Linked DNA regions of Homo sapiens: region 2 is linked to region 1. A link is a contact called in ENCODE POLR2A ChIA-PET data. All regions are on one chromosome and are shown on one strand. The core of a region is the stretch at or near the end of the contact, and the rest is flanking DNA. Distances in the headings are between cores, read along the strand shown. Region 1 holds the start of JADE2 (jade family PHD finger 2). Region 2 overlaps MATR3 (matrin 3).

Region 1 (6,080 bases), core at 1,947-4,446:
GAAAACATTCTGGAAACATTTGCTGCATCCTGAGCCCAAACAACTCTATCCTTAAACACTTCATCTCCAAAAGTGATGGGGGGACCCTTGGCCAAACAATTTCAAAACCAATATTCACTGCAAGTCCTGCTGCCTGGGGCGAGGACTTCCCTCTGTGAGGCATTTGCTGCAGAACCAAATGCTTTTCCACTCAAAACAACAGCCAACAGCACTTGGGGCAACCTAGAGGGCTCCAGATCAAACAAACATCCCTTCCTCTACCATGCAAACTTGCTCAATAAATTATTCGCCCACTTCGGATCAAAGCCTGTTTTTGCAGCCTGTGACCCAAAAAGCAAATAGCATCTCTTAAACATGAAAGCCCTCCTCCCTGCCTGGGTCAGCTTTATTACTCATTCCTTCCCCCTTATAGTTATTCTGTTGTTATTTTCCTCCTCTGCTTGTTAGATGGCTCTGCGAGTCCCAGCCCGTCTAAGGAAGATGGGACAAGACGGACGGTGCGTTCATCTGGGGCCCTAAGGTGAGAAAGAAAGTCAGGGTAGGGGAGAAGCCCTGGGAACCCAGGAAACAAAGCCAGGCCCGGTTGGCAGCTCCATGCCGAGCCCTTTTGCCAAATGTCCTACTGGGAATTTTACCAGTGAAGGGAGGGAGTTAATGCCACTCCGAGAGGAGGGGCCAGGCGGCCCTACCACCTCCCAGGTCCAGGAATCAGTTTGCAAACATAAATGCTAAGGGGGCGTCCTGACAGCCTGTCTGGGATCAGAGCTCAGGGGTCCTCCTTCCAACAAAGGCAAGGCAGCAGGTCCCACTCAGCCCCTTCCTAGACGCTTTGGAACCGCTCTGAATGGAAACATGACACCTCTCGATGACCCCCTACAAACTCTGACCCGGGATACAACTTTGTGCCTCGGGATCCTGCAGAAGATGACCCAGGGGTGCTAGACGCAGCGGCGAGGTTTGGAAATCTGCAGAGACCAGAATCGCCGGCCGCAGTGTGCCTTCGGCATACGGCAAAGACACCCAGTGACCCTTCACCTCCCCCAGCCTCCAGCAAGAGGCCAGCAGCCAAGCTGGTAAAAAAGTGCCCAGGCCAGCGGCAGTGGCTGAGGGGATTGGGAGGGGAGTTGCGCGCGCCTCCAGCCCGCCCCTGGAGGCAGTCCGCGGGACCGCAGGCTGGAGGCGCGCCGGCGTGATTCCGACCGCCGGAGCCGGGAGGAGGAGCCGGAGGAGGCTGCGGGGGGCTCCGGCCCAGGCGAAGGAAGGGCAAGAGGCTGTTCGACCGGGGGCGGCGCCGGGAGGTGGGTGGGCTTAACACCCAGGTCGGGGGAGGGGTTTAAGAGACACCGGGAAGGGCAGCCGAGCCCCAGGGGCGGGTGGGGTGGTAGCTGTGTGTAGTAGGGGACAGGGCTGGGCCTCTGGAAGCTAGAGTGAAGCCTTCCTGGCTGTCTCGCAGGCAACCCCATCCTCTGGCAGAACAGCTGCGAATCGCCAAGTTGACCCCTCTCGTCCCTTGGCCGAGAGGAGAGGATGTCTCAGGACCCAGGGATGGGCGGGAAGAAACCATGGGGAGCCACAAGTCTGCACCCAGGCGGGGAGGAGGCGGGCGGGCGCCGCTCCGCAGGCGCAGGCGAGTGGGTGGGAAGAAGGGAGGGAGAGGGAGGAAGGAGGTGAGGCCGGGAAGATGCCACTGCCGGGGGCGGGGCGGGGCCGGGGATCCGGCAAAGGGACTGCAGCAGCGCTAGGTGGGGGCGGGGGCTGCAATGTCACTCATTTGAGAGTCAGGTGTGTGCGTCCCAAACGGGGTCCGCCACAAGCCGGCATCTTCCTGGTACCACCCATGGTGCAGGGCCCTAGGCAGAGGGCTGGGGACTGCGGATCCGTCCCTGAAGCGGGACGCGAACCGGCAGAGTTGGGAGAAGGTAAACAAGGGCCACGCCCCCTGCCGTCGCCCCGCGGGCGCGCACCCGCCGCTCCGGCCGCCGCCGGTACATTTCCACTCTCCCAGCGCCTCTCCCCAGCTGGACTACCGCGCGGCCCCGGAGGTGGAGGCTGCCCCCGACCCCAGTCCTCACCCCTGGCGCCGAGGCTCCGCACCCTCCACACTCACCTGGAAAGGGTGTCCCCCGCCCCTCCAAAAAAACTGTCTAATTTGTGCAGAGCCTCCAACCCCAGGAGCCGAGCATGCTGCCCCCGCGTGCAGCGCCCGCGTGCACCGGGCCGGGAGAGGGGGCGACAGGGCGGAGGCGGTGGCCCCCGGAAGGTGTCTGGGACCGGACCGGCTGCACGTGAGCCCAGCGCGAGGTCATGTGCACCGGCTCAGCCCGGTTCGGCGCCCGGACGTGCTGCGTATCAACAAAATGAAACTCGGGGAGACAGGAGGGCAGATAGCTCCAGGTTCTCGGAGCCCCCGCCCGGGCCGCTCGACCTCCCCACCGTACCCATCTCCCGCCGCAGCCCCTACGCCCGGCCGGAGCCCGCGGGGAAGTTGCAGCCCTGGCGCGCCCCCGCCCGCCCGCGCCCCCTCGCCGGCCCGGGGGCGCTTTGCCGCAGTCATTAATAAAGAAGGTCGCCAAGCTCACCCTTCCAAAAGTTGTTGTTGCATGCGCCCCTCTCAGCCTCCCCGCACTGTACTCTTTAAAACACGACTGACCAACATGCGCAATCTCTCTCCCCTGTGCTGTGCATCCCCCCCCTCTCCGCGCTGGCTTCCTAGAACAGGCAGCCAGCAGGAGAGAGAGGGAGCGAGCGAGCAAGAGAGAGCGAGGGAGCGAAGAGCGCTGGCAGATCTGTTGCAAAAACGCCAAATAACGTCGTGGAGATGCGCAGGGCCCATCCGCCGGGGGCTGGATCTTACCTTGCTCCGCGGTGCCCCCCTGACGGGCGCTGCCCTCGGCTACGCGCCGCTGCAGGGACCGGCGCGGGAAGGATGCTCCCGAAGCCGGGAGCTCCTGGGGCCGGCGCGGGAGGGCGGGGGGCGCGCATCCATCCGGGGTCGCGGCGAGGGAGGCGGCCGGGCCCGCGGCGTCCCAGGCCCCACGCCCCCCGCCGGGGACGGTCGGCCCGCAGGACCTAAGCCGGTGCCGCTAGGAGTGGGCGCAAAGTAACTCCATGGACGCTACTCACCCCCCCCAAAAAATAGCCTCCAACTGCGATGGCCGCGGTCGGCACCATTCACCAACCCCCTGTGTATGTTTCTGTTTCTTTTTAAACCAAGACTTCCTTGTGATCTCTTTAGAAAAAAAAAATGTGTTGGGGTGGGGGTGGGGTGGGGGCGGGCAGGAGGAGCGAGGGAGGGGGAGTAGCCACTTTTTTCTTATTCACTCGGATCTCCGCTCCCGACACCCCCGTCGCCGCCCCCCCAACCCCCCGCCCAGTTGTTTGGCTCCGGCGGGGAGTCCAGGTAGCGTTGCGGGCCCCGTGGGGGAAGGGTGCCCTCCCTCGCAGCCCCACCACCACGCCTGCTGGCACCCTGGGCCCGGACTCCCCATGGACTCTGGGGCGCCCCTAGCCCGCCCTGTCCCCAGGGCCGGGCCCGAGCGGCGGCTGCGCCCGTGCAAGTCCCATCAGGTCTGCTCACACTTCACACACTCACACACATACCCCGCCCCTCCACTCTTTCACTCACACTTTCTGCTCACACCCCGCCCCCTACGCGCCCCAGACCCGGGCGGCGCCCCCCGCAACCTTAAAAAAAAAAAAAAGCGAGCTTATACTTAAAAAAATCTTTTGGCGCCATATTAATGACGTACTTAAAATTTGCCATTTCTCCCTGCGTCAAAAAGACGTTTCTTTGCAAATAACAGCCTGGAGGCGACACTCGCGGAGGGAACGAGGTTTGCACTGAGCACCCCGCCCCCCGGGGCTCCAGCGCTGGAAGACCCTCGCCCTAGGCCCTGCTTCTGAATCGCTGGTTTTAAAATGCGAATCGAATAAATTGCGTGGCGTTTTGCAGCACCAGAAGTGAGCAGAAAGTGCTGGCAGGAGGGGAGTGGAGGGGCGAACGCGAGTCTTGGGGAGGGGGCGCGGCCCTCCTCCCCGCACCCACTCCAAATGGAAAACTAACATTCCGGGCGGGGGAACTTGAAATTGTAGGCGACCTCAAGAAAAGAGGGGCGGTCCGTAGAGAGGGTCCCCATTGGGCTCGTCGCCCCCTCCCCCCTCCCGGGTGCCTCCTGGCGCCTAGCGCTGCCCCGCATTTCCGGGGGGTGGAGAAGGCAGTGATGAGCGGGTGGGTGGGTGGTTGCACATCCTGGCCCCAGCAGGATTTTGCCCCGGGGCGACCCCTTCCTCCTTGCTCTTCCTTCCCATTACCCCGAAAGGGTTAAAAACCGAGGGGTAACTTCCAAAGGCTGGCACATGGCGAGGAAGCGGGGCGCCCCTCTCCCCACCCTTCGCCTCCTCGCCCCTCCTCCTCCGGCTCCACTTCCCGACTTGACCTTGTGGTGCACAAACAGTACGCTCGGATCCTCGCAGTTTCTGGAAGAAGAGCCTGCGCTCGCCAGGCGGGCGGGCTGTCGGGCTGCTAGCCGGCGGTGGCGGGGCCTTGGGTCTGTTCCCGGAGCCGCGGGCCACACCCACCCAACCCGCTGCGCCCGCCGAGCTCACCTTCTCTCGAGGAAGGAGAAGGACTGGCCTCCTGGTTGGGGAGGAATCGGGGGTCAAGCTCCAACCTCCTCGGAATGCCTCTAGCTGGGGAGGGGGTGGGTCTGGCCTCGGGAGGAGGTTGTGGGGAGCCTGGCCCAACATCCCCAAAGCATCGTGGCCAACTTTTTCTTCCCCCTCATGGTCGGCTGCCCCTCAGATTATCCAATAATTTTTCAGCTCACCTTTGGCTTTGAAGGCACGTGGGTGAGTTGTGAATGGACACCGGAGTCGCCTTCCCTCTCCAAGACTGAAGATTGTTTATTCTTCCTTTCCCCTCCACCCCCTTCCATGGGAAGATAAATATTCAATTTACATAAGATGACATTTATGTGACAATTAAGAAGATTCCCCGATGGAATGTTGTGAACACATTTGCTTATAGGAGAAATAAATCTAATAATAAACAAACTCATAATAACAGCACAAATCCTCCGACAGGGCGGATTGTCTACCCAACAAAGAGGGAGATGATGAATGCTGAAATAAGCAGTTTTTGCAACAAGAAAGAAATATGAGCTCAAAGGGAGTCACTGCAACATTTCTTCTTCCTTGGCCTTCATTCACAAAGTCTGAGGAGAATTGTCTGGCAAGAGGATGGTCTGGGTATTACCTTCCAGTTAGACCTGGCTGTGGCTCTCAGTGGTCAATTGGTGGTATTTTTCTCTAGCCAAGCTCAGAGTCTGGAAACAGGTGCTGCAGACTTGGAGTGTGTAACAAAATAGTTAAATACTTAGGTTCTAATCCTGGCTTTGCATTTCAGAAGCTGTGTGATGTGGGCAAGTGAATTCATCTCCCTGGATCGCTTTTTCCTTTTGGGTAGAATGGGGTGGTTGGAGGGTTCTTGAGGCCATGTGTGCACATACACATATATGTATGTACGTACATATACAGGTGGTATGTGTAAAGCAGCAACTGGCACAGGGTGCATAGTGCTCATTAGCACCTTGCCTGGTACCTAAGTGGGTTTTTTTTATTTTGGAAGGGTGAAATTGTTCTCTGAAGCTTGATGGTCAAGGTCCAGATGTCCATTCCGGGGTGGGAGTGAGGGTACCAGTTTACAGTGGCACAGTCTAAAGAGATGACCTCCAGAGATGGATGAGGGAAGTGTGACCATTTAAAGTGCACCTGCAGTGTACTGGTCACTTTGTGAGCCATTCTATCTCATCCTCCCCCAAACCCCTTCCTCCCTTTTCAGAAAGGTTTAGTAACTTACCACAGCCACACAGCTAGTAAGTGCTGGCAGAATTGGCTCCTAGGTCTAGCTGACCTTGAGACCTATGTAGTTTCTATTTTACCACACTGCCAGAAATAAAAAGTATTACTATTATTGGTTTGATTGGGGATGGGGGGATCTGATTGCTGTCTTGGCAAGAAAGAATTTTATGAGCAGCACTTTGCTTCTGAGGTGGTTCCCTGACTTGGGGTGAGACCCAGGC
Region 2 (6,080 bases), core at 1,990-4,489, 4.8 Mb before region 1:
TGAAGTATTCATTGTATGCTACTTTATAGCACTCTGAATAAAACATCCATGTTTATATCTACTTTTCTAGAAACTATATACTATAAATGTGAACAATTAGTTAAAATAGAATCTTTTAGGCCGAGCATGGTGGCTCATGCCTATAATCCCAACACTTTGGGAGGCTGAGATGGATGGATCATTTGAGACCAGGAGTTTGAAACCAGCCTAGCCAACATGGCGAAACCCCATCTCTACAAAAAATACAAAATTTAGCCGGGCGTGGTGGCACACGCCTGTAGTCCCAGCTACTTGGAAGGCTGAGGCAGCAGAATCTCTTGAACCCAAAAGGCGGAGATTCCAGTGAGCTGAGACTGCGCCACTGCACTCCAGCCTGGATGACAAAGACTCCGTCTCAAAACAAAACAAAACAAAACAAAAACAAAAACAAAAACTAAAACTTTAATCACATCCAGCTTTTGAGGATGTTCCAGGTTTACTACCTACTAAATACACAGTGAATGAAAAATACACCATGATTAGCATTACCATAAAATGCTAACATGATTCAACAGGAATGGCTTTTCTAGAAAACGAATCCCATTTATCAAAATATTATGCTCCCTTTGTATTTCCCCAAAATAAGCAAATTTAAGGAGTGCCTCTTTCCAAATTTAGGGTGGGAAACATGACATTCTTTCACTATTTACTCTTTTATGGTTTACTTTAAATTGAAGTAACTCTTATTTTATTCAAATAAATTTCTTTAGGAAAAAAATGCAGATATAAATGAGTTAACTTTTTAGGCAATGTAAGAAAGAGAAGTTACAAAAAGTGGGCTCTGCTATTAGACTGCCTAGGTTCACTCCCAAATTACAAAGATGTGAATCTTTGGTCCGTGTTATTTAAATTCACTGGGACAAGAGTCTCATAGGGTTGTTGTGAAAAGCAAATGAGTCAATAAAGGTAAACTGCTTATCAGACCCTTGCCAGGCACATGGAATGTGCTAAAAAAAAAAAAAAAAAAAGAACTATTATTACACTGATTATAAAGCAGTCTTGTTTTACAATTCCTGCTTTACAACTATTATTGATGTTTCACAAACTCCCACAAATTGAGGTAATTTCTGTAACACCCACACTACCCAATACAATTATATTTGGAATATAAAACATGGTCAGGCGATGTGTTTTTAAAGGGGGATGTCTCACTGAGAGCTGAACTAAATTAGAGTAAGGTACCAAGGTACCAAATTACAAGATACGTGCTTTCAAAAAGCTGCGGATTGGTATTTTATAAATGAGCTCCTAAAAAAAAAAAAAAAAAAAACTGGTTTATATTTACCTGACAACAGTTTAGGTACATTCCTATGCTCTAGTAAAATTATCTAAAATCCTGTGAAAGGCCAGGTGCGGTGGCTCAGGCCTGCAGTCCCAGCACTTTGGAAGGCCAAGGTGGGAGCATCAACTGAGGTCAGGAGTTCAAGACCAGCCTGGCCAACATGGTGAAACGCTGTCTTTATTAAAAATACAAAAATTAGCCAGGCATGGTGGCAGGTGCCTGTAATTCCAGCTACTTGGGAGGCTAAGGCAGGAGAATAGCTTGAACCTGGGAGGCAGAGGTTGCAGTGAGCCAAGATCACACCATTGCACTCCAGTCTGGGCAAGAGTGAAACTGTCTCAAAAATAAATAAATAAATAAAAATAAAATCCTGTAAACTAAAATGGAACTCATCCAAATAGAATGGTACCTTCCTTAAAATGTTGGAAGCTATAAACTACTATTTCCAGGTCTCTCAAAGCTAGATTATCTTTTTAAAATAATGGCTAATAGCTAAGGAACTCAAGATCTCTCCAGCTGGCTCTCTAATCATCAGCTATTTGGGATATCTAAAGTTTCAACTGGAAAGTAATGGACCACTGCCTTCTTGGGGACCAGTTTTAAAATGGCTTGTAAGGGCCGGGTGCAGTGGCTCACGCATACGATCCCAGCACTCTGGGAGGCCAAAGCAGGCAGATTACTTGAGCCCAGGAGTTTGAGACCAGCCTGGGCAACACAGTGAAACCCGATCTCTATCAAGAAAAAAACGCCAGATGTGGTGGTGGTACATGCGTCACTTGAGCCTGGGTGGTAGAGAGTGCAATGAGCTGCGAACACCTAAGCGCACTTCAGCGTGGGCTACAAAGCAAAAGACCCTTTCTCAAAAACATAAAACAAAATAAAATAAAATAAAAATGGCTCTAAGTCAGAGGAGCCACAGGTAAGTTCACAAAATTTAGAAGCCTTGGCTGGGCGTGGTGGCTCATACTTGTAATCCCAGCACTTTGGGAGGCCGGGGCAGGCGGATCACCTGAGGCCAGGAGTTAGAGACCAGCCTGGCTAACATGGTGAAACCCGTCTCTACTAAAAATACAAAAAAATTAGCTGGGCATGGTGATGTATGCCTGTAATCCCAGCTACCTGGGATGCTGAGGCAGGAGAATTGCTTGAACCCGAAAGGCAGAGGATGCAGTGAGCCAAGATCACGCCACTGTACTCCAGCCTGGGACACAGAGCGAGAAACCTTCTCAAAAAAAAAAAAAAAAAAAAAAAAAAAAAAAAAAAGGATTAATTAAACAAATACCAATTAACGACTTACAATTCTCTGAACTAAAAATATTCAGATTTTACTTAAAATATTCTTAAGTTGTGGGAGAGAAATAAATGTTATCCTACTACGCATGCTTCTATTTCATAGGAGCTAGAAAGGGTACATAGCTGAACAGAAATTATATCCAATCCTCCACGTTGTTTAAAGGTTCAAACTTAGGGGAAAAGTGTGTCTGGTCTTTCAAAGTGAAAAAAGGAAGGCCAAGATCAAAAAATCAATCACATACCTCCCAAACTCATCCAATGACTAATCTGTACTACTGATCTATTACTGGTTGGTTTACGGTGGGGACTAAGTGAAAGAGTTTTATAAAAATATATATCCCTGGACTCTACACTGAGGTAACTCCTGTAAAATCAGATTAATAAAGGATTCGTGCACTTTTTAAATTCAGACATTTCTGTAGGAAAACTACATTCACCTTGATGTATCTGAGATACCTTATAGAGAGAAAAAAAAGAATTTGGGAAGCACTTACAGAATGGCAGAAAAAAGTATAACTTAATATAAACTCAAGTGACAAGACAGCCAAAGTGCTGTAGTGGGTAATTTTCTTTAAGTGAAAGGAAGCTGAGAAAGCTTGAGATTGCATAGAAAAGCAATCTGATGACTGGGTGCGATGGCTCACACCTGTAATCCCAGGACTTTGGGAGGCCAAGGCAGTGAATCACCTGAGGTCAGGAGTTCAAGACCAGCCTGACCAACATGGAGAAACCCTGGCTCTAAAAATATAAAATTAGCTGGGCGTGGTGGCGCATGCCTGTAATCCCAGCTACTCGGAAGGCTGAAGCAGGAGAATTGCTTGAACCTGGGAGGCGGAGGTTGCGGTGAGCCGAGATCGCACCATTGCACTCATTACAGCCTGGGCAACAAAAGTGAAACTCCGTCTCAAAAAAAAAAAGAAAAAAAGAAAAGAAAAGAAAAGCAATTTGATGACCTAAAATGACCTATAAAGAAATAAAAACACCACCATCACTTTAAGTCACCTAAAAATAATGACACTCCATGACAAATTATTTTCAACTTAAGTTTCTTACTTCACAGTAAGAATTTTTGATCATGTAGACTATTTAACAATACCACTAAGTAAAAAGAACAGATTTTCCAAGTTATGCAGCAATACCAGAGAGCAGGATTAAATGTTTAAAAATTTTTCATTATCTACTTCCATCACAGAAATTTTCTCTAAGGTCATTTCTATAGCGGTTATAGAGGGTCCACTGCTAAAGTGAGTAAAGATTTTTTCAATATAATGCATATACGTAAAAAACATAGTAAAGCAACTAGAAAACTAGAAATTCAGATAATCCATGTGTTTAAACTTCTTAAAGTTGGTCCAATTTACACATTTAAACCACAGAATTAAACAAAAGGCCTCTAAAATAGTTCTCAAATGTACTCAGTATTTTGACAGAATACCAAAACTAGCTAGGACCTAAGCATTTTTACAGGCTAAAAGTACCTCTTGCACTAGGGTAGTGTATCTTACTCTTGAATCCATAGTTTCATCAAAATATGTAAAAACTGCTCTTTTGTTAATTTAGATCCATTTAAGTTATTAGCCTTCTTCAGGAACTAGAAAGTAGCAAAATTTGAAGGAAAAAAGCATAATCATACATAAAAACAGAAACTTTTCTCGAAGTCCTCTCATGGTTCCATTGTGTTCATGATGTCCCAACAGCTTAATGACTCCAGTAGCGAAGATTTTTTAAGTCCCTTCACATCACTCTCATTTGAGACACTTGTAACTATCTATTTTCCTCAGAATTTAGAGACCCTTTCTGAGAATATTGGTCATACTGACATTTCTGCTATTATTTCCTTATAAACAGGCAAGAAATAACGCAGAAAAAATTGGAGTCACCAGTGTTTAATGGACCTTTTCATTCTATGAATTCACACGGGACCTAAAATTTAAAGTTTAGTGCTGATCAGAAACTAAAATGAATTCCATGATATATTTAGTAGAGCCAACAAATTTAGGAAAAGGTAACACCCAAAACATATACCAATTAAAATTTGCTGGCTTTTGTGAGTCTGGGGTTGTATTTCTTAATGAAAATACATCTTCTTAAATGTTTAAATAAACCTAAATTTAGCATTTATGTTAATTTACTTTGGTACAGATTAAAGATTAAAAGACAAAAATACTGAGATCCAAACACAAGGAAAGGGAGTGACTGGTAATACTCTTTAACAGAATATTAAAAACAATGGTATGATTTAGTCTACTAAAAAAAAATCCATACTCATTTACTAAAAAATGCTTATCAAAGGATTAGCTATGAAAAGAAAATGACCCTTCCAGATGTTACTGTAAAGAAAAACCCTGTAACAGTAACCATCAAATCAATTTCATGGCAGCAACTTGTTCCAGTTAAGTAGAGCACATCAGGAAAAAATGGACGGTCACAGATTATAGATCAAGCTAGTGGGGTGCTATAACAATGACTTTAAGTCAACTGCACCATATATTGGGGGAAAAAAAGTCAGAATGAGTAACACTGAAAAAGTTGAAAGAGAAAGGACAACATATTTAAAAGGGCATTTTGAAAAAGTTCCCATTTTGCCAGATGTGATAATTAAAGCAAAGGAGAATTAGATTTTCTTTTCAAATGACTATTTCAGAAGTCTAAGCCTAACTCAGAAAAAGAATTTGTTTATGAGGAACACAGAGCAGGATACTGTAGTAGTTGATTTGTCCAAGTCTCTAAAGGGACAGATGTAACATGGGATAATAAAAAGTGAGTTTTGAAGTATGTTTAAGAAAGTTGTGGAAAAGGAGAAAAAAAATGATGAAAAATTTCAGTCATAGTATGAGAGTTTGTGTTAAAGGGAAATTAAAAAAGGAAGAATGAACTAATCTAAAATATGAAACATACTGAAACAAACACCAGGGCTCTACATTAACTCTTTCCCTGTAGCCACAGATAAGGAAAAAAAGAGAATTGTTCAAGAATACATCTTTACTACATACAAATCAGCAATCAAGACAGATGGAGAGCTGAAATCTAGCATCCTGAATGGCAGAGCACATTGACTGCAAAAAAAATACTTAAAACAATTCAACAAAGCAGACAAAAAAAACCTGCTTAAATATATGATTAAGAAGAACATATTGATGCCAAAAACCAACAAGATAATCTCAGTGGATGATAGCTTTGTGGCCAGAAGTAATCTAGGCAGAATATATTAATGTAAAGCCCTGGTTTAAAATGCTCAAAAACAATTACCTTCCAAATAAAGTAAGTGTTCTCAAAAGTTTAAAAATGCTTGATCAACTCAATGTCATCAGACTACAGAATTAGAGTCAAAGATATAGGTAAATAGGCACTACAATGTAAAAGAAATTAGAAGCATCTGTTGAGTTAACTCACCTTATTAGAATGAACTGGCAAATCACATATAGAGCACAGATGGGGATAACCCTTCGGTAAGAGTCCATGGAAG

What was found. ChIA-PET counts read pairs that join two places held with the same protein, here RNA polymerase II (POLR2A).
Region 2: POLR2A ChIA-PET joins it to region 1 with 10 read pairs in activated CD4-positive, alpha-beta T cell. The contact joins the enhancer-like site here to the promoter of JADE2 in region 1. POLR2A ChIA-PET finds 5 or more read pairs at or near these places in 3 of 52 experiments (Caco-2, Panc1 and activated CD4-positive, alpha-beta T cell).

What each region holds. Positions count from the first base shown.
Region 1 is chr5:134,522,786-134,528,865 of GRCh38, reverse strand. JADE2 (jade family PHD finger 2) reads right to left here and starts at 3,196. Exons shown (of 12, transcript NM_001388185.1): 1 at 2,855-3,196. It overlaps LOC124901070 (a long non-coding RNA gene), which reads left to right and starts at 3,264. Exons shown (of 3, transcript XR_007058942.1): 1 at 3,264-3,400; 2 at 3,783-3,960; 3 at 4,822-6,080. RefSeq lists silencers at 1,607-2,726, 2,737-2,996, 3,027-3,106, 3,237-3,456, 3,477-3,526 and 2 more.
Region 2 is chr5:139,308,255-139,314,334 of GRCh38, reverse strand. MATR3 (matrin 3) reads right to left here. Exons shown (of 15, transcript NM_018834.6): 2 at 6,008-6,080. Among named protein-coding and RNA genes, the nearest start is that of MATR3, 18 kb to the right of the region's middle. Within about 2 kb of position 3,239, at least 5 of the 41 ENCODE cell types and tissues checked have a DNase peak (open chromatin) inside an H3K27ac peak, as active enhancers do; they include Panc1, where a contact is called at or near this core.